Linked DNA regions of Mus musculus: region 2 is linked to region 1. The links are chromatin contacts, found by Hi-C in ENCODE. All regions are on one chromosome and are shown on one strand. The core of a region is the stretch at or near the end of the contact, and the rest is flanking DNA. Distances in the headings are between cores, read along the strand shown.

The links. Hi-C counts contacts between places; a loop is a spot of excess contacts on that map.
Region 2: a loop to region 1 is called in a map of adrenal gland, with 2.5 times the contacts of the local background. The contact joins the enhancer-like site here to the promoter of Dock9 in region 1. A Hi-C loop is called at or near these places in 1 of 37 maps with a recorded cell type or tissue (adrenal gland).

What each region holds. Positions count from the first base shown.
Region 1 is chr14:121,696,779-121,701,964 of GRCm38, reverse strand. Dock9 (dedicator of cytokinesis 9) reads left to right here and starts at 3,548. Exons shown (of 54, transcript NM_001081039.1): 1 at 3,548-3,771. The coding sequence starts at 3,652.
Region 2 is chr14:121,732,668-121,737,733 of GRCm38, reverse strand. It overlaps a transcript of Dock9 not described here. Among named protein-coding and RNA genes, the nearest start is that of Dock9, 37 kb to the right of the region's middle. Within about 2 kb of position 3,670, at least 1 of the 3 ENCODE cell types and tissues checked has a DNase peak (open chromatin) inside an H3K27ac peak, as active enhancers do.

The sequences.
Region 1 (5,186 bases), core at 2,299-4,798:
AGGAGTGTGAGCACCTATGAAGACCAGAAGTAGTTGTTAAGGTTTTGATTGCTTTTCACCTTACTTTTTTGAGATGGGATTTCTCACTGAGCCTGGAGGTCTTCTATTCTGCTACTGGCTATCAAATTAGCTACAAAATCCTCCTGTCCCTTCCCCCATCAGCAGTGGTTTGCAGACATACACACGGCTACACCTGGCTTTTATGTAGGGACTGGGAATCCACACTCATGACCTCGTGCTTGCTGAGCCCTCTCATTGTGGCTTTGAGACACCATCTTGAAAAGTAGTCTAGGCTGCTTTGAACTCACAGCCTGGGGTGCTGAGACTATACAGATGTACCATCCCAATTCCCCAGCCACTAAAGGATTTATTTTCAGTTGCTGCAGATCTTTGTAAGGTATTGCAACAGCATAGTTGGTGGAATTGTCTGTCCTTTTAGGCCGTAAAGCCAGAGTTCCGAATTTAAGACTTAAGTATATTCTTCAGCTTGGGAATAGCAACAGCAGTTACCCCCAAGTGAGCATCTGTACGCCATTGTGTGAAGGCTGTTTAGTATGTACGTTTAAAGTCCGAATCAGTTTGCCCGTGTGAGAAACAGGGCTAACTGACATAGAGTTTCCAAGAGTAGGTAAGACTGCAGACTGTAAGCAGTGCTTTGTACAGGGCAAACAGTGCTTCTCAGGCAACGTCTTAACCCAGCAGACTACTATGGATACCACTGCGGGTTGACTCAACAAATTGGATAGCTTGTTTCCTTAGCTGCTGGCTGCTGAGTGGCAGTGGAAATCTGAGGAAGATTAGGCCTATCCTGTGAGCCACCTAGAAGGTTTGTGAGCTGTTGCTCATGTCTGTGGTTTGTGCTGTGATTTCTAGCCTCTTATCTAGGACACCTCTAAATTTTAATTTCGTTCTTCTTTTGGCTTTATTTGTATGTAACTGAAACTCTCTACTCCTGCCCCTCTGTAACCTTAGAATGGTTTTTCAAATTCCTGGATTCTATTATTTTGGGATGCAGCTTTGATTAGAATGCCAGAGTTTGCCTTGAAAGATAATCTATAAGCTAGCCTCTTCTATATATTTTATTTTATTTTTTTCTTTCTTGAGACAGGGTTTCTCTCTGAAGTCCTGGCTGTCCTGGAACTTACTATGTAGAGTAGACAGGCCTCAAACTCGGAGTTCCGAAGCCTGCCTCTGTGTCCTGAGTGAAGAGAGTAAATGAGTGGTCACCACCATAACCTACCCAGTTTCTAAATCTTGGATAGTTTATTCTTTCTTTTCTTTAGTCTTTCGGGGAAGGGGTCATGGTGGGTGGGCCTTGAACTTCATATGTGTTTTAACGATAGAAAGATCTTGAAGTTCTGACCCTTCAGTCTCTACCTCCAGAATGCTATGATTACAGGCATGGATCCCAATTTCTGATTTATGTGATGCTAAGGATTGAACGCAGGGCTTTGTGCATGCCAGGCAAACACTACCAACAGAGCTATGTACCCAACTCTTTAAAAGTGTATTTATTATAAAAGCTAGGTTTTGATTTTTTTTTCTTGATACAGGAGCTTACTTTTAGTTCTAGGCAGGCCTTGAACTGGTGGCAATCCTCCTGCCTTAGTTATCCCCGAGTTTTGGAATTATAGGTGTGAACAGCCACACCCAGCAAGTTAACTATTTTTTAAATGGACTCAGTAATTTATTTACTACACAGTGGTGATCATAGTCAGAAGGATTTCTGGTGTTTAAATGACAGTGGCAGGTGCTGAAGGGAAAGAGGGAGGGCAGTTAGGCACTGTGTGGCCTCTCAGTTTCCACTTGAGTCCTACTGAGCTCTGGCAGTCTCCATCATCCTGGTGCCTGCAGAGTGATGGTGGGGCTGGGTGGGTTTGGACTGCATTTCTTCTGCTGGCTTCTGGTCCTAGACTATTTTGTACATTGAGACTGTGGATGCTATTTACTGACTATTATAATATTTGTATCTGTTACTAGACAGGTCTTGATTTCAAAGAAGTGAACAGGCACTAAATGGGAGGGGTTCCACCCGAAGGGCATCTTTACATTTAACCCACCTGTAGTACATGCTTTCTGTGCATCTTTGTAGCAAACCCCTTCGTGCATCTTTGTAGCAAACCCCTTCGTGCATCCTTGTAGCGAACCTCTCCGATGCTTGTGTTTTGATTTTTGCTAGTTGATCTCTTAAAAAGTTACTCCTTCAGGGAATATGAGGAAACAAAAAAGATAGCAGACTTCTTTTTTTTTTTTTTTCCATTTTTTATTAGGTATTTAACTCATTTACATTTCCAATGCTATACCAAAAGTCCCCCATATCCACCCACCCCCACTCCCCTGCCCACCCACTCCCCCTTTTTGGCCCTGGTGTTCCCCTGTACTGGGGCATATAAAGTTTGCAAGTCCAATGGGCCTCTCTTTCCAGTGATGGCCGACTAGGCCATCTTTTGATATATATGCAGCTAGAGTCAAGAGCTCCGGGGTACTGGTTAGTTCATAATGTTGTTCCACCTATAGGGTTGCAGATCCCTTTAGCTCCTTGGCTACTTTCTCTAGCTCCTCCATTGGGGGCCGTGTGACCCATCCAATAGCTGACTGTGAGCATCCACTTCTGTGTTTGCTAGGCCCCGGCCTAGTCTCACAAGAGACAGCTACATCTGGGTCCTTTCAATAAAATCTTGCTAGTGTATGCAATGGTGTCAGCGTTTGGATGCTGATTATGGGGTGGATCCCTGGATATGGCAGTCTCTACATGGTCCATCCTTTCATCTCAGCTCCAAACTTTGGCTCTGTAACTCCTGATAGCAGACTTCTGCAAGAACATCTGTGTATCTCTCTTCTTCAGGATATCTTTGGACTTCCCATCTTTTTCCTATTCTTGAGGGAAGAGACTTTCTGCTTTACGTTTCCACTCTGACCTTCTCCATCCTTTAACACTGGGCACACTACATCCTGGCACACACACGTTGTTGTGTGCAAAGAAAATGTCCATGGTAAATGCTTTGGCTGCATTATTAATTTATTCAGCATTACGGTATCATCTCCCTGGCATAAAACAGATACATGAGTTTGTCTGCTGCTGTCTGTCCTGCAAGGAGAAATGATTTCTTGAACTGTACCTCCTGGGAACACCCTTGCTTGCTCGTTTGGTCCTGCTTTGATCAGGAGCCAAGTTCTTGGTGCTTAGCCATAACACAAATGAAAGCGTTTTGAAACTGCAACTTTTAGACCAGCCAGGCGACCTAGCTGGGGGCTTCAGATCGGAAGTCCTTATGAGGGAGCCTCGCTGGGATCGGCAGGCTTCCTTCTCAATGCTGCACTATTTGGATTCACATTGATTTGGCCCACGCTGTGTGGAACAGACACAATGAGGCTGGTCTTTCATTGCAGAGGCAGTACACTGTGTATTGTTCTGTTTGGGGGTTGTTTTTCTTTGGCCAGCGAGCAGGAGCCTCCCATTCTCCTAGCTGTAGTAACACCCCTAGAGGCTGGCCTTCTCGGTCATGCCTTCCCCACCCCTCAGGCTCTGCACTTCCAGTGCCTGGGAAACAGGCTTCAGGCTTCCTTTCCTTTCTCTGGCCAGCGGTGCGGCTGGTGGGGGACTCTCAGCTGTCCCTGCTGCAGGCTTTCTGACAGTGGTCTGTGTGGAGAATGCAGGCTGAGAAGTACAGGACGAGCGGTAGAAGTGACAAGAAGGAGTTGGTCATCGAGTCCCCCCTGCAGTACAAGGATGCAGCTCAGGCAGACGTGGAGGCAGAGAGCTCCACATTGGTAAGAGTCCCGTCCTGTCGCCCTGTCCCGGGACCGTGACTGCTTCTGAATGAGTCAGTGACCCACCGCATCCCGCTGCTCTTTCTGACTTTCCGACTTGCTCCTTTCTGACTTGCTCCGCCTGTCTCTAGGAAACCCTTATCTCTACCTTTCCTTATAGACTGGCCTGAAGTCTACTTCCATCCTTCCTCAGGAAAGAAATGTTGACGTTTGTGGGTGAACAGGTTTCTGGGAGGAGCTTTGCATAAAACAATTTAGTATTGTTCAAAAATTTTGTCACACCTAGCCACAACGATTTTTTTTTTTCAGAAGTCAACTGGGCGGGGGTTTTAACAGCACCCTGGGAGTTGGAAAGGAAGTATTTTGCAGACTTAAACCCTTCTGTGCATTGTCTATTTATGTCAGTGAGAAAACAAGGCAGGTAGGTGCTGAGGAGTGCACGCCGGTCTCTTCCCCTTGTTTATTTTTATCAGGGGCGTTTGTGTTGAACAGAGTCAGAAAGAATCTCAGCTGACAGCAAAGTTGATGTTTTAGCATTAGCCAAACCCATAGTAGTTTGAACAAACTCAAGTGCCTTCTTAGACTCTGGAAGGGAAGACCATGTAAAGTAATTGTGTTGTTAACCGTCAATGAGTAGGCTGTGCTTCCCGTTTGGAATTTCTTTAGTACAATAAAGGCACATAATTTTTTAAAGCAAGCTGCAGAAACCACCAGCGTGCTCTGCCGAGGGGACAATTGAGCCTTTCACACGGGCTGTTAAAGGGATTGTCAAGCTAGTGCCTAGTACCTCTGTGTAGCTTTCCCCACCCCAAACATGGAAGTTCAGTTGTGGCTGCTCTAGTGCTCTAGTGTTTGGTTTCCAGTTTACTGCACTGGCAATTAACAGCTGTGAGGGTGGGAGCTTAAACTCTCCAAGAGCATATTTCACCCTGACCGAATCGCTTTCCTTTGTGATGAGGGGGGTTAACTTACTTGTATTGCGCCGCCTTCAAAACTGTACTGCTTGTTCTTGACTGAAAGTCAGTCAAATAAGTTGGCTCCCCCTCCCACCCCACCCCGCCACACGCACACAGTTCATTTTTAACATACAGATTTACTGCCTCCGCCCCTTTTCTGGAATATAAAGTTTACAGTTGTTTGCTCCCTATCTTCAAGCCTGATAGATAGCTCATTGTATCATCGTGGCTTGAGTCACCTGCATGCCTCCTAGGGTGAAATCCTAGAGTGGAAGATGAAGGATGTTGTGTGGTTTGGGTTTCCTGGGTGGATATCCTGAAATGTGTTTGTTCTCTCGTGGTTCTCTGGATGGGCAGAAATCGTTACCGGAAGAACTAAGTAGCTTGTAGTGATGTTCTGATTTTTTTCTTTCAAATAATGTAGAAGTGACTTCTCTTAAAAAAACATGACTGCTCTTT
Region 2 (5,066 bases), core at 2,421-4,920, 36 kb before region 1:
GTCATGAGAAGAAGCTGAATTTGACCCGGTGCTTCCGTGTTCTGCCCCTGCTTGAAGAGGCGTCAAGTCACAGATGGGTGTGTCTCTCAGTGACCTCTTCCGTACCAGGTTGCGAGGAGGCACATATTGGTCTCCTCCTCCCTCAGGACGCCTTGCCATTTTCCCTTCTGTTCTAACTGCAGTTTTTGTCAGAATGAGTGGGGACAAGGACATGTGTGAGTTTGCGTGTGAGCCTGGCAGGCGGTTGCTCAGTAGGGTGAGGCACACAGACAGGCAGGAATGCTGCCCGAGGAGGGGGTGTAGGTGCCCTGTGTGTACCTTGGAATTGGATCTGCAGCAGCTCAGGGAGGGTGTGGGGTTTTGTTGAGGGGCTTGTGTGGCTAGCACTCAGAAGGCTCAAGAGGAGGAAGGGAGAACATCATATAAGATGTCAGTTGCGGCTTAGGAGTCAGGGTTATATTTGGTATGGAATGGAAGTGGTGCTATATTAACTGTTGAATATTTTAAGCTCTGCCATATTTTGAAATATCCTTTGGAGAATAACTGCTGTCAGAGAGTAGAAGGACTAGAGCCCATTACTGTGTGCTTTTCTATCACCTACCCATAGCCAGCCAAGCTTAGGACCTACCTGAGTTGGGCTAGTCAGGGCAGTATTCCCACCCTGTGCAATAGTGCTCCCACCCTATGCAATAGTGCTCCCACCCTGTGCAATGATGCTCCCATCCCGCGCAATGGTGTTCCCAACCTATGCTGTAGGCTTTTGCTCCTTCTAGCCAGACCGACTTGTCTTTGGTTAACCTGACTTGATGACCACCCCACCCCTGTGCTTTTCTTTTTTTGATGGCACCAGACAATAGTGACCCGCTTCTGGCTTTGTCAGACCTTTGTCAGGCCTGGGTTTCTGACACGCTGTTCCTATGTACCTCGTGGGCCACTGCTGCCCACCAAGATGCCGCTAGGTGGAAAGACCCAACTGGACTTCTGGATTCTGTGTGTGCTCCCTGATCCTCTTTGTGCACATCAGGCAGAGTTTGTCTTTGGGAATGAAAGTCAGGCCACGTTCCTCCTCTGCTGCAGAATCCATATAGAGGTCTGTCTCCACAATGGGATCACCCACCCCACACTTCCTCCTCTCCATCTGCTTGCTTTTCCCTTGATCCTCCTTAGTATTCACTTCACTCTGGCCATCAAGGCTTCCTGGGACATCGCCATCTTGCCTTTGTATGGCTCTTGCCTGGGCTCTCCCAGGTCTTTGTTCAGGTAGCCCTTCTCAAGTGAGGCACCTACAGATGCCCAGTATTACTCCAGAGCATCCCAGCAAGACCTACCCACTGTCACCTTGGGTCATCTCCATGCAAAAACACACTGACCTGATCTTCAGATACATGAGGGTCCTTGCTAGGGCCCCCAGCTTTGTTTGGGAAGGTGTCTGTCTTATCTGTAGCCCTGGTGATGCCTCCAACGTGTGACTTTGCCAGAAGTGTCAGCAGGTAACAACTGAACTGCATCCACCCTTCCAGCTGCAGTTTCCAACCTGTGGGTCTTGACACCTGGGAGGGGATCCAACAACCCCTTCATAGGGTCACCAAGACCATCGGCAGACACACAGATCCTTGTATTACAACAATACAGATCCTTGTATTCATAACAGCAAAATTACAGTAGTGAAGTCGCAACGAAAAGTGGTTTTTGGTTGGGGGTCACCGCCACATGAGCAACTGTATTAAAGGGTCACAGCCTTAAGAAGGTGAAGACTACTGCTTTATAGTCTCTAACCACTCAGTGCATACCAAACCCTGTAGGAGGGACTGTGTTTGTTCATGGTGGGATAGGCTGAAACATGAGCGCCCCCTATCTGTAGAGACTAGAAATCTCCAGGATCTGCTCACCAGCCAGAGCCAGATGGATACCCTCACAGCCACGTTTTGGTCTCAGCGAAGTTTCTTCTGGACCAGTTTTGCGATTTTTCTCCTGTTCTATACTGAAGCACACCATGGGTAGCTAGCTTCCTGAGAAGTGACACTCACTGTAAGAATGGATGATGGGGGGGGGGGGCGTGAGGCTGGCTTGGGTGGGGACAGTGAGAGGCAGTGAGGTACATAAGTGTGATTCTGGGGAGGTGGCTCAGTGCTTAAGAGCACTCGCTGCTCTTGCAGAGGACTGGACTCTGGGTCTCACCCACCTGAGGGGCTCTGAGACTTTCTTCTGCCTCCTTTAATACCCACATCCACATGCGCATTCTTGTCCACAAACACACATACGTACATACATATTAATGAACTGTTATTTCTTTAAAGAGTGCGATTCTGAAGCCAGCCTTCAGGGTTGAAAACCTACATCCATTACTTCCTCGATGTGTGACTGCGGGCGTCATCTGTCTGCTCCTCGTTCTCATCTGCTCTTTATCTTCTGAATTCAGATAAAATGGTACTTATCGCAGGGTAGTAAGTGACTGACTTGTCCGAGGCTCTCAGGGTGGGCCCCGTTGTGCCAATTGTAAGCAGTTGCATAGTTGCTGTTGTTTTTCTGTTTTTTTTTTGTTTTTTGTTTTTATCTTCTTTATGACAAGCCTGGAGAGAAATCTCTTCTCACCATATTCCTAATGATTGTGTTTTCCTGAGTAACAACTGCATAAGTGTGTTTATGTGGGGGTGGAGGGTGGTTTGAGATAGGGTCTCTTAGGCTGGCCTGGAACTTGGTATGATTCAAATTTCACTTGCTTCCTAAGTGCTGTTTTAAAGGCATGTGCCACCATTCCAAACTTGCTTTGATTTCCTTGCCTCGCCTTGCCTTGCCTTGCCTTTTCTCTCCTCTCCTCCCCTCCCCTCCCCTCCCCTCCCCTCTCCTCTTCTTTCTTTCTTTCTTTCTTTCTTTCTTTCTTTCTTTCTTTCTTTCCTTCCTTCCTTCCTTCCTTCCTTCCTTCCTTCCTTTCTTTCTTTCTTTCTTTCTTTCTTTCTTTCTTTCTTTCTTTCTTTCTTTCTTTCTTTCTTTCTTAAGACAGGGTCTCATTATGGAGCTTTGGTTAACCTGAAATTCTTAGTGTAGACCAGGCTGGGCTCAAATTCACAGAGATCCACTTGCCTCTACCTCCTGAGATCTGGAATTAAAGGTGTGCACCACCACACCTGGCTACTTTTTTGAAGTTGATAGGGTTTCAGACTTCTGAGAGACCCTCTCTACTCTGACAGGTACAAGTACCGGAAGGACTTTTAACCGATTAAGTCTTGCTTCTTGTTTCATGGTTGTCATTTGTGACAGTACGCCTGGTCCCATCTGCTTATTTTGATCTTATGTGTGTGAGTCACTTTTGGAATAAGGCAGTATGTAAATCAGCAAGCAGAGAGCTATATGGTGAAGAGGGGCCTCCCTGTGATCATCAAGAGAAGCAAGTCAAGCGCAGATGTTTGAGTGCAGTCTCCAGCTTTGTAAGGTTGGGGAATGTAAAGTGTCTACAGGAAGGTTCTGTTTATATTTAAACGACGAGGGATCCTCTCCATTTACCCTGGAAAACGAACCTATCTGGTAAGTGTAGAATGATTGAAGTTCAAGTCAGTCTGTCTGTCTGTCTATCTATCTGTGTGGTTGTACATGTGTGTCCTGGAGTACCTGTATATATGTGTGGAGACCAGAGCACAGCCTTTGGATGCTTTTCTTAGGCTCCATCTATGTTATGGTTTGTTTTATGAGAGTGTCTCACACCAGCCTGGAATTTGCAGAGTACCTAAGGCTAGCTGGCAACTCTCAGGAATATGTCTGTCTCTAACTGCCAGCTCTGGAACTACAAGTGCATGCCATTGTATGTGTATTCGTGTGTGTGTGTATGTGTGTGCGTGCACACACGTGCACGCGTGCGTGCATGTGCGTACGAGTGCGGGTGTGCGAGTGTGTTCTGGGTATGACACTGCTTCCGGGTTCCTCTGCTTCCATCTAAGACCTTTCCCTAGTCTTCCCATTTAAATGTTGACTGCCAGTTCTAGCACAATTGATGTGGAAGATTGAGTTGGGATCTCATTCTTGAGTATAGATTTTTCCTCGGGATTTTTGCTTTACAGAGTAATTGGACGTATTAGCTCAGTGCATTGGGAGTTTGTCCTGATTGCTTGTTCTTGCTGGACAAGCGGCAGCCCTGGAGATGCTCACATCCAGGCTGCTGTAGCTGATGTGAGGGTGGCACATAGGTTGTCTGGCAGGAGGCCAGTCCATCTAAACCTTCCACTGCAGGGAAAGCTCGTAAGCTGAAGCAGACATTGCCAGTTCCACTTTCTTCCTCTGAGAAAGTCCCATTCTGCTCAAGGCCAGCACTGTCAAGTTTGACTTCCTTTCTGTAGTTGTGGGAGAAGTAAACACCTCTTGTGTTGCTGTGTGTGATATATTGTGTTTCTGCTGATCATAGCTGAGGGAAAGAGAGGCTGGTCAGTTAGAACCGGATTGCTGCTGCATACCGGGAGTAAGGGCACAAAGGAAGAAAAAAAAAACGACTAGTCTTCAATTTTTCTTGGTGTGTGTGTGTGTGTGTGTGTGTGCACGCTCGCGTGAACACGTGCGTGTGTGTACCTGTGTGTACATGTACTTCTGCTGCACACATGGAGGCTAGAGGAAATCTTTGGTGCCATTCTCAGGAACACTGTACACTTCATTTGAGACAGGTTCTCTCCTTGGCCCAGAGCTCACTGCTAAGGCCAGACTGGCCAGCGAGCCTGTCTCTAACCCCTCAGTGCTAATTACAAGTGCACCTGCCATTTTTATGTGGTTCTTAGGGATTGAACTCAGGTCCTACTTGAAGGGCCTTTGTTGACTGAGCCGTCTCTCCAGACCCTTGAGTTTCTTTCATTATGTATATCATTTATTATCATGTTATTTATATCCCATTATCATACTGGGATAATGCAACTCTTTATTTTGCTCATTGTAAATTTAATATTTTAGTTTTTGTCCCTACTACCTTAAAATTGAAGTTTTTTTCATGGTTAAACTAGTATAGAATTTAGCCTTTCATAGCATCAAGATTTTTCTGAGTACTTAACTTCCTTCAGACTTGGTCCTTTCTAGTTCTTACAAAAACCATT